2 separate regions of the Homo sapiens genome follow, and region 2 is linked to region 1. Evidence: chromatin contacts called from ENCODE Hi-C data. All regions are on one chromosome and are shown on one strand. Each heading gives the region's core, a stretch centred on a gene start or an enhancer-like site at or near the end of the contact. The rest is flanking DNA. Distances are from core to core; before and after follow the strand shown.

Evidence for each region. A loop is a pair of places that touch in the nucleus more often than their neighbours do. Pooled maps may share reads with other maps.
Region 2: a map with no recorded cell type shows a loop between it and region 1 (7-fold over the local background). The contact joins two enhancer-like sites. A Hi-C loop is called at or near these places in 6 of 37 single-sample maps with no recorded cell type and 2 of 50 pooled maps.

Annotation. Positions count from the first base shown.
Region 1 is chr7:50,280,359-50,283,058 of GRCh38, forward strand. No RefSeq gene overlaps it. Among named protein-coding and RNA genes, the nearest start is that of IKZF1, 23 kb to the right of the region's middle. RefSeq lists an enhancer at 1,629-1,918. Within about 2 kb of position 1,398, at least 8 of the 41 ENCODE cell types and tissues checked have a DNase peak (open chromatin) inside an H3K27ac peak, as active enhancers do.
Region 2 is chr7:50,663,479-50,666,228 of GRCh38, forward strand. The region is part of intron 7 of GRB10 (growth factor receptor bound protein 10); the gene reads right to left. Among named protein-coding and RNA genes, the nearest start is that of DDC, 99 kb to the left of the region's middle. Within about 2 kb of position 1,298, at least 12 of the 41 ENCODE cell types and tissues checked have a DNase peak (open chromatin) inside an H3K27ac peak, as active enhancers do.

The DNA of each region.
Region 1 (2,700 bases), core at 148-2,647:
CCATTTTAATCACTGTTATTCATAATATTTCTTGTTGGCTGTTAAGGCATATGGCCCCACATTTTTTAGGATTTTCTTAGCTATCCTTAACTCTTGGAGCTCCTGACATACATATTAAAATTATCTTATCAAGCTCTTTAAGAAGAGGATGTTTGATTGGGATTGTATTGAATTTCTAAATCAATTTGAAAAAAATAACATCTTTAAAATATCAAGTTTTTTGATCTATGAACATGGTATATCTATTTAAGTGTATGATAGTACATTTACCTATATTTCCATCTAGACTTGTGTGTCCTTTTCTGTTTCTATATTATGAGGCGATTTCTTAGTTTAAAAGCTTGGAATAATTATATTTTTCTGATCAGGTTGTAATGATTCTCTTATTTTTTTCATAATATCCTTTACCTTAGAGTCTCTTTTGTTTAATAGGAATAAAGCTGCACCTGTTTTTATTTGTTTCTTTGTTGTTGGTTTTTTGTTTGTTTTTGTTTGTTATTTTGGTCTCTATTTGGCTATGATATATTTACCCACAGTTTCACTTTTAATCCTTCTGATAACTTGTATTATATGTCTATTGTAAAAGGTACATAGCTTGCTTTGTGTTTAAAATCCACTGCAAATCTAGTTCAATCTCAACTACAGAATTTGGCCTACTGAAATTTCTTTCAAGTAAGGACGTATTCTAATTTATTTCTTTTACTTTATGTTTTCTATTTGTACTGCTTTTTATTTTTTTACTCTCGCTTCCTTTTGGATTTAGGGGTTTTCTTCACTACCGGTTTGGAAGTTATCTACCTTATTCCTGTTTTTTAGTGGTCACCATAGAAGTGTTAACATGCATACTTAATATGAAAAGTTAATAAATATTTTTACCTCAATCCAAATCATGTTGAGACCTGAGAACATCTCCGCTTCAGACCTTTTCCTCCTAATCCTGACTTATATGCCTATTGCCACAGCTGCAACTCAACAAAGACTGGCCAGTGCCTTCGATTTCATCCAGATGGTAGTTTTCCTGAAGCTGAAATTCATTTCTATATTGGCACAGCCCCACCTCTCTCCTCCCAGGATCTCCCATCACCAGCTTTGGATGTAACTAGAAGGAGTTTATCCTCAGGCTTTGGTGAAATCAGAGAAAGTCAGAGGAGAAAACTGCTATACTTGACTACGTCTTTGCCAGGATGAAGATGACCAGGGAATATTCTTGTACCATATCTGCCCATCACTGAATCCAGTCCATGTGGGATTAGACTGTAGAAATTAAGAGTTGTGTCTATTACATATTCTATGTTTTTGGGCTCTATTTCTGGTTGTAAGAATATTCTAAGGTTCTTTTTAGAGAGGGGAACTTTGAGGCTCTAAGAGAGGAAGTGACTGAGGTCACCCAGGAGTCAGTTGGCAGAACCAGAAATAGACCCCAGGTCTCATTCTCAGTTCAGACAAGGCAGCATGTTCTGCTCTGATGTTGAGTGAAAAAGAAGAGAGAGGGAGAGAATTTTCAACAGACCATATCTGTGAAGTGGAAGCAAGAGAATTATTTTCCTTAGAACAGACCTTTCTTCTCCCCTTCCCCTCAAGCCTGTCTGAAACTCCTCTGCTAACTGGCTTGAGCACTTGGAATATTCCAGATGTAAGAAACGCAGACGGGCAAGAGCACCAGCCACCCTCCCACAGCTGCAGCCCAGATCTTGTGATTTCCGCCAGGCTCAAGCTTGGCCTCTTGGTTTCTCCTTGTCCCGTGTGCTGATTGTGGGAAAATTCTGCGTGGGACACGTCTTTTCTTCAGCACTCTGGGAGTTTGCCACTCCGGCCTCCCCCTCCCGAGGACAGCAGCAGACGTGCACATCTGCTTAGGGGCAGGGCTGGCAGTTCCCAGACTACTCCTGGAAGCTGCAGTAGAAGATACAGTTTACTCTGAGCTTCCGTCTTGTGCACCTCTGAAGTCCCCAAGGATAGGGCCTTCCAGAACAGAGAAAGCGTGGCATGCTCTGCTCCCAAATTCCTTGGGAGAAGAGGTTTCATTGTCCTTGGTTTCTTCGGCTTGTAAAACTTTTCTTTCCTTTTTCTTTTTCTTTTTTTTTTTTTTTTTTTTTTTTTTGAGACAGAGTCTCGCTCTATCGCCCAGACTGGAGTGTAGTGGCACGATCTCGGCTCACTGCAAGCTCCGCCTCCAGGGTTCACCCCATTCTCCTGCCTCAGCCTCCGAGTAGCTGGGACTAAAGGTGCCCGCCACCACGCCCGGCTAATTTTTTGTATTTTTACTAGAGACAAGGTTTCACCATGTTAGCCAGGATGGTTTCCATCTCCTGACCTCATGATCAGCCTGCCTCCTCGGCCTTCTAAAGTGCTGGGATTACTGGCATGAGCCACCGCGCCTGGCCAAAACTTTTATTCTCTGGTGAGGTTGTTTGAGGCTCTCCATGCAATCTCCCGAAAAAGAGACCGAGGCCCACACAGCATGAGAGGAGAGAAATGAGTACAAGCTAAACGCAGTCTCTTCTGATGGCCTCTCTTTCCCAGAAATAAGAGGTTATAGAGAAAACACAAATGGAATCTAAATCTGGTAAGATTTGCAGAACCTCAAGGTTTCGCTGGGTCAGGAACAGGGTAAAAATAGTCTCTGAGGATGAATCCTGGCCAGGAAAATAGAGACAAGTGAAGGACAGGGAAATACATTGTAAAATTTCACTTTTTCCA
Region 2 (2,750 bases), core at 48-2,547, 380 kb after region 1:
TAGGGTCCTTCTCACAGGGATAATGGCATCCAAGAAAGAACACAACAAAGCCACTAGCTTCTAGAAAACCTATTTCTGTCAGAGCAGAATGGTCAAGCCAGCCACTCAGGAAAGGTCATACTGGACTGCTGACTGGAGCCACGTGTCTAACTAACTGAGCCCTTCTCTCACAAGCAGCAGTGGCTGCAGCTGCCATCCTCTTGGTGATACTTTTGTAGCTGCATGTGCAGACATCATTTTGAAAGCCTATTTAATGTAATCCTTTTTAGATTCGGGCCATCATCCCAGCTTGCTGAGCCCTTAGTGGACGCCAGATCCAGTGCCCATCAGGGAAAGCCCCTGGCATGCCAGGTGCAGGGAGACAATGCAGACACCATAGGAGTCACCTCGCAGGATGCCACAGCCGAAACCAGCAGGCCAGGACCTGCCTGCCAGGGTGTCTGCTTCAGCCCACACAGTGCTTACAGACACTGAAATGTGCAAAATGTGGAGAGTTCAGGTCTTCAGTGGCAATTCTGATTTCTCTCAAAGCATCCAATTTTCTGGTGACACTGGTCCCATGCTCCTGCTGGCCATGCTCGGCTGATGGGCGGTGGCTGTGGACACAGGGCCCCTCTTCCCTAGCGTGGACACCGACGCTCAGTCTTGCCTCGAGGAGCTACTTCTGCCCTGACTTCTGATGTCGCTGAGCTGACACCCTCCTCACACAGCAAACAGCCAGGATCAGAATGCAGGAACCGAGAAGGCCTTTGGGACAGCCCCCCTACAGGGTATCGTACCCACCAGCCTGAACAGTCAAATGTACCTATACACATGGCTCCCCTCAGCCTCTCAGAGCCTTCTGAACTTCACCCAGCACCTGCAGGAAGAAAATGGCACCCCACTCACCTTTCTCTCCTCTCCCAGGACCTTAAAGAAGTACAGCAGAGGGAGACAGTCACCAGGCCGTGGCGGGGGGCCAGCCCACCTGCCAGGGTCCTCTGCAGTGTGTCTGTGGGGGCAGGGGGGACAGCTCTGGTATTTACCCAGGATTGTCTGGCACCTGGCCCAAGTCCCAGGTCTCGGAGCACATCCTTCTGTGGTGCCCCTCCCTCCCGACACCCGAGGCCAGCTCCAGGCACACTGCATGGCGCTTCCTCAACTCAGAAGGCCCCGGAGGGTCTGACGCAAAGGAGGACCACTGCAGCCAGTGTCTGCCAGGGCACCAAGATCAAAGGCAGCCTCACCACAGAGACCCAGTGGCACCAACTAGACCGTGAGCCCAGCCTCTCCGGCCGGAGCATGGTGCTTGGCCTCAGGGCTCACAAGTCTTTGCTATATCAATCACCCTTACCACAACAGCCTGTCTTTTCAAATGAGTCACAAAGCAGTTAAAAATACCCTGTTGATTTTTACCACAAATATCCAGTTTCCTGAACAATGACTAATTTAATTTCACCACCTTTTAGAGGAAAGAAATTAAACACTCAGAAAGAAATTCTTATGTATTTGTATTTTTGGTAAGTCAATGACGAGGTATTATTAAACTTAAATAAATCAAACCACTGAATAAAATTAAATGCCATTTAATAAATGATGGAATCATCTCCACAGAAGCTATACCTTCCAATGAAAGTCACTCACTGCTGACAAGGAGGACTGCTGTCACCTCTAACAGACACTATGTAAAACCATACATCACGGTTCCTCTATGCACTCTCCCAGAGCAAAGGGGGATGTCTGCTCTAACATCAGTTTTTGCCTTCCGTGAGGGAATAGGTCTGTGTGCTCTCTCACTTTAATGGTGAAGCCATAGAGTACAACCTCAGGTAAACGCAAGACCAATAGACTCTGGCTTAAATATTAACAAGCCAAAACATTGCTGTTTTAAAATTCATCATCAACAACAAAATAAAACAGAAAGCCCAAGAAGTCTAGAAAGACAACTCCAAAACATCTCACACTATTTATGAGCACCCAAACACCAGTGAGGGCCCATGAGCCAGTGGCAGAGGTGCGTGGAAGTGCCTGGGTTTACTGGCTCCAGATTTCCATGCTTCCACCAAGGGTCTGACCGGCCCAGGTTTGGAACCCATAACACGTTGGACAAACTGCTCTCAGGGCTCCCCCTGGCCAAATGCTGAGCAGCTGCAGGGCGGGTGCCACCCCACGTGGGGGTAGCAACGAGCCTGGGTGGGACCAGGGAGGTGAGACCGACCCTGCACTGCTTCTGTAGAAGCACCTGGGCAGGACCCCAGACCCAGAAGAGGAAGCAGAGCCTGGGCAGGGTGAGGAAGTTGAATCCAGGGCAGGTGAAGGACAGCCAGGCAGGAAGGAATGAGTGGGCTGTCAGACGGTGACATCCCAGCACGTGGATCTCCGATCAGAAGTAGCCCCCTTTGCGCCGGTGTACGTCTCCCCCACAGCTGGAGGATCACAGGTTTGAAACTCAGCTATTCCCGCCAACCCAGATGACTCAGGCAAGCCCCATGGGTACCCTTAGCAAACTCAGCACAGCACTCAGGAAGAACCTGGCCAATGCAGGGTCACGAAGCCAGGGTGCAGTCATCGTGGAAGAACTTGGTAAGCCTGCCTGGGGCTGCTGCATGCTCTGGGATCCCCAGGGAGAGGACGCAAGGCAGCTGGGGAAGACCTCCCTGTCCTTCTAGATAGAATAATGGCTGCTCTCTTTTGGCACATGCCTGCCACGTCTTAGACTACCAACTACTCCATCCTGCTTCCTCTCAGATAGCTCTTCACTCTGTCACCAT